Regions from separate parts of the Homo sapiens genome. Here region 1 is linked to region 2. The links are chromatin loops, found by intact Hi-C in ENCODE. Cell type or tissue: Calu3. All regions are shown on one strand. Each heading gives the region's core, and the rest is flanking DNA. Links, peaks and the distances in the headings are about the cores only. Region 1 overlaps CIDEA (cell death inducing DFFA like effector a). Region 2 overlaps TUBB6 (tubulin beta 6 class V).

What was found. A loop is a pair of places that touch in the nucleus more often than their neighbours do. Peaks named below come from ENCODE experiments on the same cell type or tissue, not always from the same donor. Only the 100,000 strongest peaks of a DNase experiment are listed, where the experiment ranks them.
Region 1: it touches region 2 in a loop (13-fold over the local background); 11 of 110 quality-filtered maps call a loop at or near these places.

The regions. Positions count from the first base shown.
Region 1 is chr18:12,273,127-12,284,275 of GRCh38, forward strand. It overlaps CIDEA (cell death inducing DFFA like effector a), which reads left to right. Exons shown (of 5, transcript NM_001279.4): 4 at 967-1,148; 5 at 3,997-4,469. The coding sequence ends at 4,144. Among named protein-coding and RNA genes, the nearest start is that of CIDEA, 24 kb to the left of the region's middle. RefSeq lists enhancers at 3,146-3,769, 4,571-8,525. In Calu3, for the core only: no CTCF peak of the experiment used is centred there; a DNase peak (open chromatin) is centred at 5,205.
Region 2 is chr18:12,322,496-12,333,644 of GRCh38, forward strand. It overlaps TUBB6 (tubulin beta 6 class V), which reads left to right. Exons shown (of 4, transcript NM_032525.3): 4 at 2,572-4,121. The coding sequence ends at 3,635. It overlaps AFG3L2 (AFG3 like matrix AAA peptidase subunit 2), which reads right to left. Exons shown (of 17, transcript NM_006796.3): 17 at 6,449-7,288. The coding sequence ends at 7,070. It overlaps LOC107985154 (a long non-coding RNA gene), which reads left to right and starts at 11,117. Exons shown (of 2, transcript XR_002958227.2): 1 at 11,117-11,149. RefSeq lists an enhancer at 5,071-5,920 and a silencer at 5,455-5,749. In Calu3, for the core only: a CTCF peak has its summit at 5,609 (motif pointing right); a DNase peak (open chromatin) is centred at 5,606.

The DNA.
Region 1 (11,149 bases), core at 1,613-9,612, 49 kb before region 2:
TGTCTGTATGGTGGGACAGGGGAATAAAGAAGGCTGGCCACGGCGAGGAGGGTTTGGGTAATTTTAGGGGTATTTACATTTTAAGTTCCCATTCATGAGGTCACTGTCATTGGTGAATTTACCATTCACAGCTTCAGCGGCTCCCAACCTCGAAGGCTCACAAGACCTAGTAACCCTGTGTAGACCCGAATCCTGAGTGCTGCAAGATCTGTATGTGGCACAAGCCACTCAGAAAGAACAGCTCCTGGCCTGTCATTTGTACTGGGGGCAGCTTTGCTCTCATATTTTTAAACCATTTTGTGGGGAAAATTCTGTTCCGGTGCTGTTTATAAACCTGGGATGTGTAGAGGTCACTGACTTCCTCCTCCCACCCAGGGGGGTCTCCTCCCACCCAGGGGTTCTGCTGCATGGCTTTGGGCTTCCCCATGGAGTCCGCTCTCAACCCTGGGGGGTTATTAAAACACAGAGGTGCTCTGGGAAGGTGCCCACTCTGCCCTCACTTCAGCCATATGATTCTGGTACTTTCCACCCAGTAGCCCCCATAAAATTGAACCAATGCTGCCTGCTTCTCCATTACCATAACTGTGTTACAGTGATGAGATGAGATTCTTTTGTCACCAGGTAACCATGGTGGCCTCCAGGGCGAGTGGGTCCCCACCACTCATCAGGGCACATCTATCCACTGAGCAACGGGGTCCTAAAATCCAGGCCCTGACGCCACACCAGACTCACCCTGAGTCCGGAACTGAAGGCAGATCAGGGACAGACGCCTCGTGGCTAATTGGACACAGTCGTAGTGTGTGCAAATGGGTCCTGCTGAAAGCATCTCTCTATCGATTAGCCACGGAGCCGCTCACAGACCTTAAACAGACACATAGGAGAATCTGAAGCTGGCATAAGAGCAGAGTGATGACGTGGGAGGGTTAGGAAGGCTCCTGAAGCCTGCCCCTCCCCCCATTGTCACAGGGCAGCCAGCACGTCCCCACTTGCTCGCCGCCGAAGAGGTCGGGAATAGCGAGAGTCACCTTCGACTTGTACAGGCTGAACCCCAAGGACTTCATCGGCTGCCTTAACGTGAAGGCCACCATGTATGAGATGTACTCCGTGTCCTACGACATCCGGTGCACGGGACTCAAGGGCCTGCTGAGGTAACACACTCCAGGGGTCACCTCCGGGGGTCTGCAGACTGCACAGGGTGTGGCACAGGCAGCAGTCCCCACCCTGTTCCTCTGGGCTCCCAGGCCGGCTAGCACTGTTAGGGGCAGTTGGAGTAATGTTGTCTGGAGGTCAACTCTTATCCCACAGGCTCATCTCACACAACAGAAAATCTCAAGCCAAAACAGATTTATTTCTTCCAAAGACCACTAACTATTCATTAGAAACAAAAGCTAAATAATAAATATAAAGAGGAACCACATTCATTTTAAGAACTAGAGCACTTAATTCTAGGTGATGATGACTAAAACCAGAGCCATGGAGGTCGTGGCCGGGTTTGTACAGAACGGTCACCTAGACCCTGGTGAATCACACGCCTTTGCATGTATCTCCTGTACTCCTGATAACTTCAGCCTTACCAGTAATGTGGCATGGGCGTGTGTCCTCTCCACATAATGCCAGGGCACCGTCATCCCAAAGACGAAGGCCAGGCTGGTTGCACAGCATCCCAGGAAACAGAACTTTTAGAAGACAGACTCCTGATCCAGCCATACCCCAGACCCATTCAAACAAATTCCATGTGATCAAAAGGAGCCTTCCTGGGTGTTCCTGCCCCATAACTGGGTGCCACCCCTGCCATTGAGCCTGGGACTGAGAGAAACACCAGCAGTCCCTGCTCTAAGGAATCAGCTGTGTGACCTTTCACAGACTCCTTAACTTCTCTGAGCCTTGCTTTTATCATCTTTAAATGAGAAGGTTGGTCAGGCATGGTGGCTCACACCTATAATCCCAGCACTTTGGGAGGCCAAGGTCAGCAGATCACTTGAGGCCAAGAGTTCGAGACCAGCCTAGCCAACATGGCGAAACTCTGTCTCTACTAAATATACAAAAATTAGCTGGGCGTGGTGGCGGATGCCTGTAATCCCAGCCACTCAGGAGGCTGAGGCAGGAGAATTGTTTAACCCCAGGAGGCGGAGGTTGCAGTGAGCTGAGATCCGCCACTGTGAGCCATAACCACACCACTGCACTCCAGACTGGGTGACAGAGCAAGACTGTGTCTCAAAAATAAATAAATAAACAAACAAAAAATAAATAAAATGAAAAGGTTGCTTCCAAGCTCTTTATGATTGCCAGGGCTCTAACTACACCTACTTCTACTCCAGTAAATTTACCGTTGATCCTTAAAGAACTAACCTCTGTGGAGGGAGTGGATGGGAGAGTGGCTGATTGCAGTAGAAAGGTCTTCAAGTCGAAAAGTTTTGCAGCTGCTGCCATTCCAGTGCCCCCTGCACGTCCCTGTGGGCAGGGCCGCCCGTTTCTCTTTGAGGGTGTTGTTTCCGTCCCCCGTGGCCTTGACAACTGCTCTGATTTGTGCTGAGCACAGCAAAGGGGAAATGCCCTCCTCTCAGAGGTCTCCTGGCCTCACCTGAGGTGGGCCAGGGTGTGTGGCTTCTCTGTGGCCTCAGTTTCCCATTCAGAGCCATCAGTGGCTGACTCTAAACTACAGTCACTGTCATAGTGTTGGAGTCTTGACTCCCAGGAGAGCTTCCTTTTTTTTGTCTTTTCCTTTTTGCCGGGTTAGGAGAAAATAGCTTTACACTTGGATTTTAAAAGTTAGGCAAGAGAGTTACAACAACTGAAAAAGGTAAGATGAAGAAAGCTAACCTCACCCAAAATTCCACCTCAGTGAAATCTTTTTTCTTTTTCTTTTCTTATTTTTTTTCTTTTTTGAGACGGAATCTCACTCTGCTGCCCAGGCTGGAGGGCAGGGGCACGATCTCAGCTCACTGCAACCTCCTCCTTTCAAGTTCAAGCCATTCCCGTGGCTCAGCCTCCCAAGTAGCTGAGATTACAGGCATGCACCACCACACCCAGCTAACTTTTGTATTTTTAATAGAGACGGGGTTTCACCATGTTGGCCAGGCTGGTCTCAATCTACTGGCCTCAGGTGATCCACCCACCTCGGTCTCCAAAAGTGCTGGGATTACAGGCATGAACCACATTCCAGGCCCTTTTTCTTTTTTTTTAAGAAAGAGGGTCTCACACTGTCCCCCAGGCTGGAGTGCAGTAGCACAATCATAGTTCACTGCAGCTTCCAACTCTTGGACTCAAGCGATCCTCCCACCTCAGCCTCTGAAAGTGCTGGGATTATAGGCATGAGCCACCACACCTGGCCACAAAGTCTTTCTTGAAAGACAAGTTCAGCCTTCTTGTTACTAATTTGTATTCTCTGATAAATCCGATGACACCACAAGCAGCCATGGAACTCACGACAGCCCCCACACTGGAGGCACCGCCTGCTAGGGACCCTGTTGTGGGTGCTGGGGGCAGTGGGCCCTCCTGATGAGACAGCTGCCCAGGCTTGGCTATCGCATCCCCATGGGCTCAGTCACTGCTGAATGTCCTGCTACTACCTTAGGAAGGGAAGGGATTTCAGTAGCAGGGCCCCTAGAACAGCCCAGCAGCCGAAGCCCAGGACACAGCACACCTGTGCGGGTGCGGCCATCTGCTCCACACAGAGCTTGCCAGCCACTCAACAAGCAGGCCGCACTTCAGGTGGCTCATGGGAGCCGTGCTTCTTGCGGTGGTCTTGGGCCAGCAGCAAGGGGGTCCTCAGGGAGCTCACAGAGACCTGCTCCTGGCCAGACCCACTGCCACGGCAGCTGCATCTGTGCCAGCCCTGGGACACGTGCACTCTGAGAGTCAGACAGCCATGCTCTAAATGTCAGCCTGGCCTCCTCCGAGTGCCTTTTGGTGGGGGGAGTGAAGTATTCCCATCCTGTCTGTTTCTCACTGGCCCAAAATCCCAAGCTAAAGCCTCCCCATCTGCCTCTGCCACAGGAGTCTGCTGCGGTTCCTGTCCTACTCCGCCCAGGTGACGGGACAGTTTCTCATCTATCTGGGCACATACATGCTCCGGGTGCTGGATGACAAGGAAGAGCGGCCATCCCTCCGGTCACAAGCCAAGGGCAGGTTCACGTGTGGATAGGGATGCAGGCTGTCGCCGGCTCTTGAGCCAAACACTGTGTTTCGTTTGGCTCAATGACGAATGTTGAAGATGCTTTTATGTTCTGAGCCACATGCACTTGGAGGCCGCTGGTCACGCTGCTCAGGAGTGGTGCCCAGAAAAGGAAAGGGCTTGGTGGTACATGAAGTGGGGGCAGTGGGCAGGGTGCCCTGGGGGGGAGGCATAGAGGGCCCTGGGGGTCATGGGAAGCGAGCACGCAGCAGGCGTGCCCAGGAGCGTGTGCATGTGTCAGAGCCATTTGGTCCATCATCTCCTGCAATAAACCCATCGCAAGAATGACCTTCAAGATGTGTGACACTTCCTGTGTCTCCTTTATCTCTCAGAAGAGCAAAAAGCAAACAAAACAAAACAAAACTATCAGAACAGCAAAAAAAAAAAAAAACTTTATATAGAAGCAAAACTCATCCAGGAATATTCTGCTAACAGATATAATCTCTCATAAGTCTTTATTAGTGCCACAAAAATAACAAGCTGCAAAATGTTATTGTATGTTTTTTTCAAACATGGATTTTTAACAGGCTCAAAGGGGCCCTCACACTGAAGGACTCAAATTGTGGAGGTCTTCAAGGACTTTTTTACTTTTTCACTTGTGAAAGTGAAAGGACTTTACTTTTTCAGCCTCTTTTTTCTTTTTCTTCTTTTTTTTTTTTTTTTTTTTTTGAGACAGGGTCTAGCTCTGTCACCCAAGCTGGAGTACAGCGGCCTGATCTCGGCTCACTGCTGCCTCGACCTCCCTGGGCTCAAGCCATCCTCCCACCTCAGCCTCCTGAGTAGCTGAGATTACAAGTGCACACCACCACCCCTAGTTTTTTTTATTTTTGTAGAGATGGGGTCTTGCTATGTTGCTCAGACTGGTCTCAAACTCCTAGACTCAAGCAATCCTCCTACCTGGGCCTCCCAAAGTTCTGAGATTACAGACGTGAGCCACCACACCCGGCCCAGCCTTTTTCTTAAAAACCAAAAAACAACTGCTGCACCCTCAGCTGCAGATTCTGCCTGCAGCCAGGTGGGGCACCGCGTTGCCAAGGTGGAGCTGTGCCTCATGCTGGCTCAGCTGCGAGGAACCTCCTGTCCGTGGCTGGGATCTCTAGCTGCAGGCACAGCTGGACGAAGGCAATCAGACAACATTGTAAGAATCTGTCTCCCACTCTCTTGGATCTGATTCCCTGCAGGGAGGGGGGACCCCCTCAAGTGGAAGCAAGTGCAGACCTCAGGCCCTGCAGCAGGAAGCTCTGGGCTACACCTTGTCCCCCCATTGGATGTCCTGGGTTACACCTCATGCTGCAGACACAGCAGCTGGTGGCTCTGCCAGGCTGGGCCACACACTGAGTCCTGGAGCCACCCCAAAGAGAAATAGGGTGCTGTTCCTAGAATCAGGGGGAACAGATGCTAGAAGAAAAATATTTCCTGATTAAGAAATGATGCCTTGGAGGCCTTTTCCTTCCCTAGCCACCAACTCTGGCCACAGAAAGACACCACAGTGTGTCCCGGAACCCTAGAGGAAGAAAAACTCTCCCCTCCCCTACCCCCTTCCCGGGGCTCCCAGCTGCTGCTCAGCCGTTCCCGGCAGGGATGGTCCTCCCTTCACAGACAGTTTGCAGTCCCCTTTGAGAGGCCCCGTGACCGGCGCTGAGTCCTGGGCTCTCACTGTGTCTGAGCCAGTTCTTGGAGAAGCTGGGCCAGGCCCCACAGCAGGACAGACAAAAGGAAAGGAGGTGGCGTTCCTCAAAGCACAGGCTCTTCTTTCACACTGCGAAAAAAACAGGCACTTTCAGTATTATCCCTTCTTGCCTTCCAGAATGAGCTGCGCTGCTGGTAGAGCGAGGGTTACAAAGAGTGTTCAGGCACAGGCCGTCTGCTGTGACTTCAAAACATTTCCTATATAAGGAGCTCCTGACCGCCCTGCCCACCTCGGGCCAGCAGGAGAGGAGGTGAGGAGGAGGGCTGTAGCCAGGCGTGTGGCCGGCCTGGCCGAGGGGCGCTCACTCCTGCCTCTCACTGACTCTGGGCTTGCGTCACTTCCCAAGGATTCCACCGGCCTGGGCAGTGACTGCCTGGCTTCCAAAAAAGGAATTTTCACTCCAGTGCCTGATCCTGTTGACTCAGCCCCTGCCCTCACTCGCTGAGAGGCCCTAGGCCTACGTCCAGATGGTGGGGAAACTGTGGGGGCCCAACCTGTTCGAAGGGAGGAATTGGGGAAGGGACGGGCTGGCCTTCTCCCCATGGGAAAGGGGAGGACATTCAGAAGGACCTCTTGGCATTTGGGAGCTTCTGAAGGAGCTGCGGCCACCGCCGCCCTGTCTCCTGTGCCCATGATTCACGGAGTGGCCCGGGACAGAGCAGCCTCTTCGCAGAACCCTCAGGGAGGCTCCAGGCCTCAGGGAGGAGGCAGCAAAGGTTGGTTTTGCTATTGTCAAAGTCTTCAGTGGGCCCTTGGCCAGGAGACTGGTGGAATTGAAACCCACTCCCTTAGGGGAAGGGTCCCAGCAGGCGTGGCTGTCTTGTCTCTGGTTCGGATTAGGTGACAGGCACTCCAAATGTGACACTTTCTCGTTCTCATCTTAGTTTCTCTATCATCTGCATTTAGCCCGCTAGCTCAGACCAGGATGTGCCCCATGCAGGTGAGGGTGGGTGGGGAGAGCCAAGGCACTCCAGCGGGCTCAGGGCCTGGACCCTGTGAGGCCTGGATGCCGCCTCCACCTAAGCCTTCAGCTGAACCCCCAGGGTGGCGTGTGTGTCCCTTCAGGGGCTGAGTGTTCGTCTGTGTGTCTTTGATGGGGCCAAGCAGAAGAGCTCGAATTGGAAATTATTCACTTCTAGAATCACAATTCAGAAAAAAAGAAATGGTTCCCATGAGCCCAGGTTTCATGCTCCTGCAGTCACTACATGGACCTGGACGTCACTCCTATGACCTCTTTTTCAGGCGCACAAACACAGGTAGCTGCCATGAGCATCCCACGCGCATGCGTCCTGGTGTGTTTCTGCCACATGATCCGTAGGCTAGATTCAAGGAGCACTTTCTGCCAGCAGCAGGGAACAGAGTGCAGGCCTGGGATGAACTGAGGACATCAGAATGAAATGCTCTAAGAGCCATGATCTCATGGCCAGAGACAGACTCTGGCTAAAATCACCTGTAGTGACCAGACTTCACAGCCCAAACCACTGTCTTCATCCATAAAATCAGGATCCAATCGACTTGGTCCAGGAACTCCATTCCCAGACAGATTTTCTTGGCCCAGATTTTAAAAATGTAAACACGGTCCCTCTTCCAGCCAGCACTTTTCAGCTGGCCAGCCACAGCTTGCCCTTCTCCTGCACCCCAAGGAAACTGTCACCACCCGCCAGGTCAGGAGCCCAGCTCAAAGCCATGGCGTAGGCCTCTTCAGGACTAGGATTCTAAAACGGGGGTCCATTTCCCCAAAGGGAAGTTCTCCTTTCTCCTCATGTGATGAGGTGGGGGCGGCTCATCAAGCCACATGTGGGGGTGGGCCTCCACCCAGGATGGCACTGTCCCCACACAGGGTCTCCTGGCTCCCACTCCCTCCTGTGTTATAAATTGTAGGGAAAGAAAACTGTGGCCAGCACCTTTCTCTACCATCACCTCCACGGGGACAGCTATTCCTTGCTAGAATTACCAGGCCCCCTCCAGCAGCAGAGGCCATGGGGCTACCTGCCTGCCCTCCAGCTCTGACAGCCAGCTCTCAAGTCCCAGTGGGCCAGGAGGAGAGCTCTGTCTTCCCCAAGATTTTATTGTATTGTGGCAAAATCAACATAACTTTTTTTTTTTCTTTTGAGATGGAGTTTCGCTCTTATTGCCTAGGCTGGAGTACAATGGTGTGGTCTCGACTCACTGCAAACTCCGCCTCCTGGGTTCAAGCGATTCTCCTGCCTCAGCCTCCTGAATAGCTGGGATTACAGGTGCGTGCCACCACACCCAGGTAATTTTTGTATTTTTGGGGTTTCACCACATTGGCCAGGCTAGTCTTGAACTCCTGACCTCAGGTGATGCACCCACCTTGGCCTCCCAAAGTGCTGGGATTACAGGTGTGAGCCACCATGCCTGGCCAACATAACATTTTTTTAAATGTATCTTCCACCTCAGCCTCCCAAGTAGTTGACACTATAGGTGCACACCACCACACCCAGCTCATCATCTTTTTTTTTTTTTTTTAGATTTTTTTTTTGTTGTTAGCAACAGGATCTTACTATGTTGCCCAGGCTGCTCTCCAACTCCTGGGTGCAAGTGATCCTCTCACCTCAGCCTCCCAGAGGACTGGGATTATGGGCATGAGCTATTGCTTTTAAAATCTGATGATCAGTGCAGTGCCTTTTATTCTGAGCCTCCACTCCACTGAGTGGTCTCCCCCACTTCATGCCCCAGGGGCTCATGTGCCAAGGCAGTGGGGGACACACTCCGACTATGGGGAGTTGTGTCCCACCCAGGCCTCCCCTGAGATGCCCACTGGCTATGACTGTCGGAGGCCAGTCTGTGAAGGTCACTGCGGCAACTCCCCCAGCCCACCTGCAAGAAGGCTTCAGGCCACCACTGCTGGGAGCCAGGTTCTCCCTGCCACTCCAAGGCCAGGCCAGGGTACCAGGACCCCTGTGATATTGTGATATAATAAAAAATACGTTTTTGGCCTCTGCCCCCATTCCTGACATAGATCTCCTAAAATCTGTAATCTCCTGAGTGATTGGAATGGCTGACAGAATTCCTAAATCCTTTGGAATTTCCTGGGTTATGGGGGCATCTTTTCTTTTTTTTTTCAAGACAGCATCTTGCTCTGTCACCCAGGCTGGAGTGTAGTGGTGTGATCACAGCTCACTGCAGCTTCCTGGGCTCAAGTGATCCTCCCACCTCAGTCTCCTAGGTAGCTGGGACTACAGCTGCACACCACCATGCCTGGCTAATCATTTTTATTTTTTGTAGAGATGAGGTCTCCTTATGTTGTCCAGGCTGATCTCAAATTCTTGGGCTCAAGCGATCCACTTGCTTTGGCCTCCAGAAGGGCTGGGATGACAGGCATGAGCCCCCGCGCCTGGCCAGGAGCATCATTTTAGGAGACTCTTGGTGGGCTCCTGCATGGCCTCAGGATAGGGGCTGGTTGCCAGGGAACCAGCCCTGTGATTAAAGGGTCAGGACTTTCAGCCACATCCCCCAACCTCTGGGGAAGGGAGAGGAGCTGAAGTTTGAATCAATCACCAGTGGCCAATGAGGTAATCAATTGTGCCTATGTAATGAAGGCTCCAGAAAAATCCCCAAGCTACAGGGCTCAAAGAGCTTCCAGAGAGTGAACACGTACAGGCTCTGAGATCGTGGTGTCCAGGGAGACCACGGAAGCTCCATGCCCTGCCCCACATGCCTTCCCCATGAGTGTCTTCATCTGTGTCCTTTGTAATATCCTTCATAATAAAAGGCTAAACATACAGAAAGGATTTCCCTGAGTTCTGTGAGCTACCCTAGCAAATTAACCACCCCCAAGCCGGGGATCAGGGGAACTGAGATTTGTCACAGCTTGGGGCTTGCAATGGGCGTGAAAAGTGAGGGCAGCCTTGAGGACTGAGCTCTCAGCCCGTGGTGTTTGATGCTGTCTCCAAGAGGACTGTGTCAGAGTTGAATTGAATGAGAGGACACTCAGCTGGTGTCTGCTGGAGAACGGGTTGTCTGTGGAGAGAAATCCCCACGCATTTCGGTGCCCTAAGGTGAAATACTCTGTATTGAGAGTGAAAGCAGAGAGAAAAAGCAGTGTTTTTTCCACAGCCCCCCACGCACCCAGCCATTGTGATGTTACTGCTCGTGATGGTGACTTTACGTGTCCACTTGGCCAGGCCACGGCACCCAGTTTCTGGTGAAACACCAATCCCGATGTTGCTGTGAAAGATATTTTTGAAGATGAGACTAACATTTAAAGCTGTGGACTTTACGTAAAGCACATGCCCTCCAGGTTGCCCATTAGGGAGTGGCCTCATCCAGTCCATTGAAGGCCTTCAGAGAAAAAACTGACATCCCCTTAGAGAAAGAATTCTGCCCGCAGACAGCCCTGCGGGTGGCGCTGCGACATCAGCTCTTCCGGGGCTCCAGCCTGCAGCCTCCCTGCAGATTTCAGACTTCCCAGCCCGCACAGTCACACAACTGTACACACAGCTCATGGGAATGACATGTGGGAAGACAACTAAGGCAGGATCACTTTCAAGCCATATACCAACACCTGCCTCATTGGTATGTGGTTAGACCTCAAACTTACAAAGGCTGGGCACAGTGACTCACACCTGTAATCCCAGTACTTTGGGAGGCTGAGGCAGGAGGATCACTTGAGCCCAGGAGGTTGAGGCTGCAGTAAGTTATGACTGCACCACTGTACTCCAGCCTGGGTGACAGAGTAAGACTCTATCTCTTTTTTTTTTTTAAAAAAAAAAAAAAGAAAGAAAACCATGCAATCTGCAGAGTCCTAATGAGGAAAAAGGAGTCAGGTTGGTGGCACCAGGTGAAAACAAAGAGATAAAGCAGATGAGCAATGGGTCTGGCTTCCTCCATGGTCCAGGACAGATAAACAAAGAGAGGAAACAGACATGCTGTGGGTCTGTTTTTCTTTATGGTCCAGGACATGTGGCCCTCCTGAGCAGATAACGTACAGAGCTCACAAGCTTCCTGCTTATCAACAAACACCTTAATTTATCAAACACCTAGGCTGATAGAAAAATGGAAGTTAGTTATCAGTCAGCTCAAGTTCCATTCTATAAACTCCCCAGCCAGCCTTGGTCTCCTGGCAGGCAGCTCCTCTTCTGCTGATTCTGCCCACTGCAACCTTGCAACACATTTTCCTACTTTCTCTAATAAATCTGCCTTTCTTTACCTACAACTGTCTTGGTAAATTCTTTTACCCCTGCGCCACCGGCCCAGTGAGTCTCCGCTACCTGCCACACAAACACAATAAAAACCTGAAAGGTTTGACTCACTCCTATACC
Region 2 (11,149 bases), core at 1,312-9,311:
AGGCATGCACTACCAGACCCAGCTAATTTTTGTATTTTTAGTAGAGATGGGGTTTTGCCATGTTGCCCAGGCTTGAAAATACTTTTTGATAATAGCTCACTATTTGATTTTTGGGATGTAACTCTGAAGACAATCAAAGAACTGAATGACATTGTAGAACATAATTCATTCCCATTTACATATATCTGTGGACAAGATTTCTCATATATGTAAAAATTAAGAGGAATAGAATTGATCCCAAGCCTTGGCCCTTTCTGGCAGTATTTAATATTCACCCTTGGATAAATGAATTAATAGGAAAAAAATAGATATAGATAGGTAGATAGATAACATTTAATACTTTGTAATCACAGGAAATTAAAAAGAATCAACTTCAACTGATTGGAATTATTTCTGATTTTTAATATATTCTATCAATACATTTAACAGAAGAAGAGTTTTTTAAAGTGATTATATTGTTTCCAGAAATTAAAATTATATCATATGCAACTATTTGACTTATGAAAAATAATAGATGTTAACTTTAAAATAAATGAGAGGTATCTAGTATCTAGTTTTTTCAAATGTTCATTAGCCAAGTGTAGTGGCATGTGCCTGTAGTCCCTGCTACTCAAGAGGTTGAAGTGGGAGAATCACTTAAGCCCAGGAGTTCAAAGCTGCAGTCAGCTAGGGTGGTGCCAGTGTACGCCACCCTGGGTGACAGAGCGAGACCTTGTCTCTAAATAAATAAATACAGATGTTCACAGCAATGTATGAAAGCCATTGCATTATATGAAACTCGTAGTGCCCAGAAAACCAAAAACAAAAATTAGTTCCTCCCACTCCTACGTGCATCTGTTCATATGGACATACAAACCTGTGTAATTTTTACAGCTGGGAAAAAAATGCTTCTGCTAGTGAAATAATCCATTTTAAAATGAGATAAAATGAAAAATAGGATTTTAAATTTAAGAGCCAATCTTTCAGATTCAATTTTTTTTAGGTAAAGTAAGATATACATAAGCCTGTCTGGCAAAAATGCACCATTATGGGGCTGGCCCGGTGGCTCACACCTGTAATCCCAGCACTTTGGGAGGCCGAAGTGGGTGGATCACGAAGTCAGGAGATTGAGACCATCCTGGCTAACATGGTGAAACCCCATCTCTACTAAAAAATACAAAAAATTAGCCAGGCGTGGTGGTGGGTGCCTGTAGTCACAGCTACTTGGGAGGCTGAGGCAGGAGAATGGTGTGAACCCGGGAGGCGGAGCTTGCAGTGAGCCGAGATCGCACCACTGCACCTCCAGCCTGGGTGGCAGAGCAAGACTCCGTCTCAAAAAAAAAAAGCACCATTATGCAGAAAACAGACTAGGTCTCTTTCTTGTTACTTGAACTCTGCATAAAATACAGAAGTCTTTCAGACATATTAAGCTCCTTTTCTCAACTGGCCTGGAAACAATTTGAGGGCAGGAATTACTTCCTGTGCTTAGTATTTAATTATAGGGGCAGAATAAATAATTGGTTCTGCAAACATTTTGCAACAGTAATTCTGGATGATGAATGAGGGGCTCCATTAACATGAAAAAGTGTCAAGTTTTAAAAATAAAATACTTGGGCCGGGCGCCGTGGCTCACGCCTGTAATCCCAGCACTTTGGGAGGCCGAGGCGGGCGGATCACAAGGTCAGGAGTTCGAGACTATCCTGGCTAACACGGTGAAACCCCGTCTCTACTAAAAATACAAAAATATTAGCCAGGAGTGGTGGCAGGCGCCTGTAGTCCCGGCTACACGGGAGGCTGAGGCAGGAGAATGGCGTGAACCCAGGAGGCGGAGCTTGCAATGAGCCGAGATTGCGCCACTGCACTCCAGCCTGGGCGACAGAGTGAGACTGCGTCTCCAAAAAAAAGAAAGAAAGAAAAGAAAATACTTATACATAGTACAGTATAAGATTCAGAAAGCCCAAAGGAGAGAACTTTTTTTTTTTTTTTGAGCTGTAGTCCCATTCTGACGCCCAAGCTGGAGTGCAGTGGCACCATCTCAGCACACTAGAACCTCCACCTCCCAGGTCCCAGGTTCAAGCAATTCTCCTGCCTCAGCCTCCCAAGTAGCTGGGACTACAGGCTCCCCACCACCACGCCCGGCTGATTTTTGTATTTTCAGTAGAGATGGGGTTTCCTCATGTTGCCCAGGCTGGTCTCTAACTCCTGACTTCAAGTGATCCACCCGCCTCGGCCTCCCAAAGTGCTGGGATTACAGGCATGAGCCACGGCGCCCGGCCAGTAACTTATTTTTTTAATGTATACCTTTTGTTCCCTTTGAATTCTACCATGTGCAAGAATTACCTCTTTAACATGGAACAACCAGGTCAAAATGTATATACATCTTTAAAATTGACCAGTAGCTACTTTGACTTGCCTAAAAACGTACCAGTGCATCTGCTCAGCTGCACCGTTGGTGGGTGCCTGTTTCCCCGGCCCCTCCCTTTGGCTAACAGCACATCATGGAATCACTTCACACCCTCCTTGTCGGTGACCAAGCATGGTGATGGCGCAGCCCTTTCCTGTTTAAACGGCACGGGACTCTCTTTGTTGCAGGCCAGACGGGTGCAGGGAACAACTGGGCGAAAGGGCACTACACGGAGGGCGCGGAGCTGGTGGACGCAGTGCTGGACGTGGTGCGGAAGGAGTGCGAGCACTGCGACTGCCTGCAGGGCTTCCAGCTCACGCACTCGCTGGGCGGCGGCACGGGCTCAGGCATGGGCACGCTGCTCATCAGCAAGATCCGTGAGGAGTTCCCGGACCGCATCATGAACACCTTCAGCGTCATGCCCTCGCCCAAGGTGTCGGACACGGTGGTGGAGCCCTACAATGCCACACTGTCGGTGCACCAGCTGGTGGAGAATACAGACGAGACCTACTGCATCGACAACGAGGCGCTCTATGACATCTGCTTCCGCACTCTGAAGCTGACAACGCCCACCTACGGGGACCTCAACCACCTGGTGTCCGCCACCATGAGTGGGGTCACCACCTCGCTGCGCTTCCCGGGCCAGCTCAATGCTGACCTGCGCAAGCTGGCGGTGAACATGGTGCCCTTCCCGCGCCTGCACTTCTTCATGCCTGGCTTCGCGCCGCTCACCAGCCGCGGCAGCCAGCAGTACCGGGCCCTGACCGTGCCCGAGCTCACCCAGCAGATGTTCGACGCCAGGAACATGATGGCCGCCTGCGATCCGCGCCATGGCCGCTACCTGACCGTGGCCACCGTGTTCCGCGGGCCCATGTCCATGAAGGAGGTGGACGAGCAGATGCTGGCCATCCAGAGTAAGAACAGCAGCTACTTCGTGGAGTGGATTCCCAACAACGTGAAGGTGGCCGTGTGCGACATCCCGCCCCGCGGCCTGAAGATGGCCTCCACCTTCATCGGCAACAGCACGGCCATCCAGGAGCTGTTCAAGCGCATCTCCGAGCAGTTCTCAGCCATGTTCCGGCGCAAGGCCTTCCTGCACTGGTTCACGGGTGAGGGCATGGATGAAATGGAGTTCACCGAGGCGGAGAGCAACATGAACGACCTGGTATCCGAGTACCAGCAGTACCAGGATGCCACCGCCAATGACGGGGAGGAAGCTTTTGAGGATGAGGAAGAGGAGATCGATGGATAGTCGGAATAGAGCCGCCCCAACTCAGATCCTACAACACGCAAGTTCCTTCTTGAACCCTGGTGCCTCCTACCCTATGGCCCTGAATGGTGCACTGGTTTAATTGTGTTGGTGTCGGCCCCTCACAAATGCAGCCAAGTCATGTAATTAGTCATCTGGAACAAAGACTAAAAACAGCAGAGAATTGCGGGTTCTACCCAGTCAGAAGATCACACCATGGAGACTTTCTACTAGAGGACTTGAAAGAGAACTGAGGGGCCACAAAATAAACTTCACCTTCCATTAAGTGTTCAAGCATGTCTGCAAATTAGGAGGGAGTTAGAAACAGTCTTTTTCATCCTTTGTGATGAAGCCTGAAATTGTGCCGTGTTGCCTTATATGAATATGCAGTATGGGACTTTGAAATAATGATTCATAATAAAATACTAAACGTGTGTCTTCATCTCTCTAGCCATGTGCATAAATGACGTAAGTTACTTTGTATGGTTACAATGGCTACTTGGGTCACTGGTCTCTCCCTGGGGTGAACTCCTCCCCACTTCAGTTCACGAAAACAACAGAGGAAAGGGCTCTTCTTTAAATGGAGGCTTTAAGGGGGGCAGCCAAAACTGTTGCTAGCTGGAAGGCAATGCAGTACAGACAAAAGCCCCTCCTCCATCCGCAGCCACCTTTTAGACTCCCACAGGATCTTGCATTTTCCCAAGTCAGGTCCTGGGCTAGGGTTCCCCAACCTTGTAGGGGAACAAACAGCCCCAAAAGGCCTCCGGACAAAGCCAGGGGTGCTGGGTGGGAGCTGGGGTGCCAACAGCCAGCCCTGCATGGAAGGGATGGGCCCTTTTCTGCTGTGACCCATCACACCTGATGGCTTCTACCACCGGCCACACCTTTGGAGTTTCCAAAGATAAACTCCACGGGGCACGCACAGTAGCCCTGCTAGTGCCTGGTACAGACCTCACTGTTGACAATATTTTTGCTTTACTTCTTCCTGCCCTCTTGAAGCTGTGAACGTGGGACTTGCTCTAGCCATAAGAATGGGCATAGTGTGTCACCCCCGAGTGGAAGCGTCATGTGCCAGTGCCAGCCCTCCTGCTCTGCCTCCCACGTGGGCAGCCCCCCCGATCCCTCCTGTCCACCCGTCCAGGTTCCTGAGTGACCATCCTGGGCAGAGCCCACTCTGACCTGTGTTGGACAGGGAATAAGAGACAGACAAAGCTTTGTCATTCGGGACCACTTAGGGTTAGGGTTCCCCACAGTACAACCACAACACCACCCTTGGTCTGTGATCCCAGGCCTTACATTGACTAGCTGTATTTATTTTGTGTTAAGCCCCAGCCTTGGGCAGATGGAAAGTTCATCACTAAACACAGCAGCATGGCTTGAGGTGATCACAGATCTTTTTGCAGAAATCTGAACTATTCTGAGACCACAGTAAAAATAAATCTTACCAGCTCACCACCCACATCTGTCCTGAAAACATGTTCTGTGTGACCGTGGAAAGATCTATGCATGAGCAGGCCCCACAAGATGGTGGCACAGGGAGCCACGGTTGCTCCTAGCACAGAGGGCCACTTGCACAGGTTGAGCAGCCATCCAGGGCCCAGAGCTTAAGGTTGCTCACCTCACCAGAAACATGGGTGTTGTCGGTGCTATCTGGCTTTGTCACTCTTACTGTATCAAGCCTGACAGACAGTGGGCCCCACTCTCGTCCCCCGGGAGGTCTCACAGCCAAGGCCTGTGAGAGGGCAGCCCACGCTGGCTCCATGCCTTGCAGTGGTTGGATAAGGAGTAGAGAGCGTCTCCTAATCGTCTACTGCCTGTATGGTAAAAAGCACACCCAGCACCCTCACAACTGTGTGAGCCTCAGCCTGGAAACAATGCTTCATTGGGCACCTCCCAAAAACACCCTATGAGGAAAGGAAGTGGCCAGTGTGGCAATGCCTGCAGGTGCAAAGGTCCAGCAGGGGGCGCCTGTTCTCCTGGCATGCTGAGCTGTGGAGTCCAAACAGCTGCTTCCACGGCCTGCCGGGGACAGGTGGGTATCTCAGGCTGCTGGGAAGTAGCCATGGGTGGAGCATGCATGGCCTGGGGCCATGGCAGGGATGCCACTAGATTGTGTTAATTCTAAAGCCACTGTTCCGACAACATCAACACCACACAAGGCAAGCTGGAATAATGCTAAAACAGACTGCTAAAAATGTAAATAGTTAAAAATGCCAGTGTCTCCTCCATGTCCAAATAACAGCAATTGATAGAAGACATAGCAAATCTTCCTCATGCCATCTTTTTTAAGGAATTTTGATATAGGTTTGCAACACTACAGACTCACTTTTCTGGAAGCACATAACCAATAACTCCCTTTCAATAGACAATAGGAGCAGCTTACCAGTCAGACCACTCCTGAGATGTCCCCAGAGAGCCAGGGCCCAGGGGACTCCAGCTTAGTTCCACTGTTCCTTCTCTAAAATCCAGGTGACGGCTCAGGTCAGCCTGCCAGGCCCGCTACAGTTATACGTTAACTTCTATACCCAGAAGGTGTGGCCAACATCTGGCCATGACTGGCCTCTTGAGGACCTGCACTGGGGTGGTTATCACAGATTCAGGCCATGACTAACCCCTCAGGACCCATGTACTTTATATCCAGAGCTCAGTGCATCTTTACAGGACACATAACTCTAGAAGGTTCCAACCTCCTGTGGGAGCTAATGAGAACCAGCGAGGCTGAGATTTTGAAGGATTCTCCTCTAAAAAGCAAGAAAATTTAATTTCTTGCCATTATGTTTTCTAAAAATATCCAGAGCATAAATAGGGACCCTATGTGTGTTCAGAAAAGTACAGTGTTGACATTTTATTTTTTATGTAAAGAAGCCATATTTACATAATACATTCATATTTTTAAGTATGTTACAGCTCCTGTAGAAAACCATTCCATTAAGACAGCAACAAGTGATCTGGATTCAATCTTTAAAATATTAAGTCAAATTAAAATGTTCTTATCAAGACTCCAATTTAATTTCACAGCCCATCTGCACAGGGGAACTGAGGAGAAACAGGAATGAAGAGTGGGCGACAAAGAGAAAGCATCCCTTCCCACACGCCAAGAGTCCAGTGCAACGATCCCTGCCACACGGTCAGCCGACCCCACTTGGTGCCACAGGGTCCAGCCTCGGCCACTCTGGGCTCAACCTTTCCAGCACGTCTGGGAGCCCAATGAGGCTATGGGACAGTGTGCATTTCCCTCAAGGCCTCCGGAAAGTCACCTGCCACCCACTGTGACCTCTGAGGCTGAAAGGACTAAGGACTCCTTTCCCCATCATTTCAGCTGGGCCAGTGGCTGGCTAAAATCAGCGCAGCATTCCCATTCTTCTGAAAGCCACAGCTGAAATAATGCACCAGCTGAAACCACAGTGGACAGACTGAGATGGCCTCCCTCTGGGCCTCTAGTTGGCAACTTTCTCACCCGGGGGCTCCTCTTTCTCCTTTTCCCGCTCCTTGTTCCAGTCCTTAAGGCCTTCTGGAAGTGAGGTGTCCTCATCCAAGCTGCCAGTGCCTTCCACAAATTCTTCATAGGTAGATTTTTCCGCAAATGGTCTGGGGCCCAAAAGTTCAACCATATCATTCTTATCTAATACTTCTTTTTCTAACAACAGAAGAGCAACCTGAAATATGAACAATTTTCATTAAATACAGTTACTCAGCAAAGTCTATTCAGAAATATTAATTTTTTATTTACAGGTGACCCCATTCCAAAAAAGGATTTAAGACCAATGAAAAAGATGTCTCATACATAAGGTTGCATAGTTTTAGAGTAAGATGTGCAAAATATCAAAGCAACCAATGTCCATCTGTAAGGGATACATTTCCATACTAGACATATTTCCACACATCTGCACAATGAATGCTGACCATCTATAATGAGGAGGAAGCTGGCCGGGCGCGGTAGCTCGCGCCTGTAATCCTAGCACTTTGGGAGGCCGAGGCGGGTGGATCACAAGGTCAAGACCATCCTGGCCAACAGGGTGAAACCGTGTCTCTACTAAAAATGCAAAAAAATAGCTGGGCATGGTGGTGTGCGCCTGTAGTCCCAGCTACTTGGGAGGCTGAGGCAGGAGGATCACTTGAACCCGGGAGGCGGAGGTTGCAGTGAGCCAAGATTGTGCCACTGCACTCCAGCCTGGGCGACAGAGCGAGACTCCTTCTCAAAACAAACAAACAAAAAAAAATAGGAGGAGGCTGTGTATGTTCTATATACATCTCAGAGATACACACTTCAATTAAAAAAACAAGATGTTCAGTGTGCACAGCATCTTACGTTTGCTTTTCTGAGGTGATAAGAATGTATCTTTTTATGTGCATTAAAGCAGAATAGGCAGCCAAGTGCAGTGGCTCACACCTGTAATCCCAGCACTTTGGGAGGCCGAGGTGGGCGGATCACCTGAGGTCCGAAGTTCGACACCAGCCTGGCCAAAATGGCAAAACCCCGTCTCTACTAAAAATACAAAAATTAGCCAGGCGCAGTGGTGGGTGCCTGTAAGCCCAGCTACTCAGGAGGCCGAGGCAGGAGAATGGCTTGAACCCAGGAGGCAGAGGTTGCAGTGAGCCGAGATCGCGCCATTGCACTCCAGCAGCCTGGGCAACAGAGCAAGACTCGGTCTCAAAAAAAAAAAAACAGACTAGGCAGGAGCCATCAGCTTAGGGCTTTTTCTGTACCCAGAACCCATCCATACACAAACTGGAACTTAACCTAGAGGCATTCTTTGTAACTAACTTCAAATTAAGCTTCTACCAATCATAAACAGCCAACCAGCCAACTGTGGCAGAACTTGGGACCATGCATTGGACCACACAAATAAGGCAAATGCCCAGCAGTAGCCAATCAAGCAGTCATGCACCGCTAAGAGCAGTCATGCACTGCTAACAACGTTTCAGTCAATGATGGGCCCCATGTAGATGGTGGTCCCGTAAGATTATAATACCTTATTTTAACTGTACCTTTTCTATGTTTAGATGTGTTTAGATACCATTGTGTTACAATGGCCTGAAGCATTCAGTACAGTCACATGCGAGCAGGTATGCAGCCTAGGAGCAATAGGCCACACCACACAGCCTAGGTGTGCGGCAGGTGTAGCGCACTCTGATGCCTGCACGACGACAAAATCAACTAACAGCAAACTCCTCAGACCGTATCCCCATCATTAAGCAACACATGACTGCAGTTTCTTTCTTTGCTTCTAGGCTCAGCCTACAAAAGCTTGCTGCTCATGCTGCCGGAGCAGAGCTCTGAACTTCTAATTCTGAGGGCTGCCCGATTCCCAAACTGTTCTTTGCTCAAATAAACTTATCTGTTAAATTTACTTTGTCTAAAGTTTCTTTTAAATGGTACATAAAAAATATATGGCCACGCGCAATGGCTCACGCCTGTAATCCCAGCACTTTGGGGCGGCGGATCACCTGAGGTCAGGAGTTCGAGACCAGCCTGCCCAACATGGTGAAACCCTGTCTCTACTAAAAATACAAAAATTAGCCTGGCGTTGTGGCACCTGCCTGTAATCCCAGCTACTCAGGAGGCTGAGGCGGGAGAATTACTTGAACCCAGGAGGCGGAGGTTGCAGTGAGCCAAGATGGAGGCACTGCACTCCAGCCTGGGCAACAGAGGGAGAGTCTGTCTAAAAGTAAATAAATAAATATATATATATATATATATATATATATATATATATATATATATATATATATAAAACAAGGGCAGAGATACAAAATGAAGGCAGGAAGGTTAATGTGACAGTAGTTTACTTTGAAGTTCTATTCATTTGTTACAGCTGGACCATAAATTTGACATTACACGTTTTAACAGCCTACAGAAAAAGGGACCCCTACCGGAGTACACACATGGAAGTGTGACGGTATCATGAGAAGAGGGAACAGTGTTTATGTTAGATCATATACCTAGTGTAAAGAAAATTAAGCAGTTTAAATTATAAGTTGATCTCATAAAATGATTTTTTTTTTTTTTTTTTGAGACAGAGTCTTGTTCTGTCACCCAGGCTGGAGTACAATGGCGCGATGTTGGCTCACTGCAACCTCCGCCTCCCAGGTTCAAGTGATTCTCCTGCCTCAGCCTCCCCAGTAGTTGGGATTACAGGCGTCCACCACCACGCCCAGCTAACTTTTTGTATTTTAAGTAGAGATGGGGTTTCACCATGTTGGCCAGGCTAGTCTCAAACTCAGCCCCTCAAAGTACTGGGATTACAGGGATAAGCCACTGCACCTGGCCAGACTTATTTCTTGAGATAACTCCTTACTCTGAAATTTAATCTATTTGTAGTTTGCAATAAATGTTATGTTTTTAAAGATATAAAATTATGAAAGTTTTGTCTTTTCAGTTTTTAAAAATTTTATTATAAAATGCTTCAAATAGGTACAAAAGTGGAAAGAATGGATAATCCCCATGTAACCACTATCAACAGTGATCAATTTAGAAACATTCTTGTTTCAGCTCTCTAGATTATTTTTAAGAAAATCCCAGATGTCATATCATTTTATCCATATATATATATATATTTTTTGTCTATATCTCTAAAAGATTAGGATTGTTTAGAAAACCAGAATACTATAATGCTCTGATTTTAAAAATATATTGTCTGCATATACGTAAGGGAAAAAAGCTTTAGGATTCATTCTTAGGCCATTTTTAATTCTCAATTTGCTTATACACACACACACACACACACCATAGTTGTGGGTGATCACTTACATTTCAATAATTTAATCCAATATATAAAAAATATATATTATATATAACATATACTATATAACATATAATATATTATATACTATAATATATTATATATTATATAAATATATTATATAAATTATATATAATATAAAATATATTAATAATATATAAAAATATATAATCTATTATATAATAGATTATAATCTATTATATAACTATTATATAATAGATTATAATCTATTATATAACTATTATATAATAGATTATATATATAATATATATAATATATAATAATCTAATATATATAATAATAGATAATATAATAAATAATATATATAATAATCTAATATATAATCTATTATATAAATATATGATATATAATTATATAAATATATAGATTATATATTATAAATATAGATTATATATAATATATAAATATATATTATATATTATAAATATATAATATATAAAATTATATATATAATATATAATTATATATATATATTTTTTCCCCCTGAAACAGGGTCTCACTTGTCACCCAGGCTGGAATGCAGTGACGTGATCACAGCTCACTGTAGCCTCTAGCCTCAACTTCCTGGGCTCAGGTGATCCTCCCATCTCAGCCTCCAAGTAGCTGGGACTACAGATGCACACCACCATGCCGGGCTAATTTTTTATATTTTTAGTACAAACAGGGTTTCACCATGTTGCCCAGGCTAGTCTCGAATTCCTGGGCTCAAGTGATCCACCCACCTCAGCCTCCCAAAGTGCTGGGATTATAGAC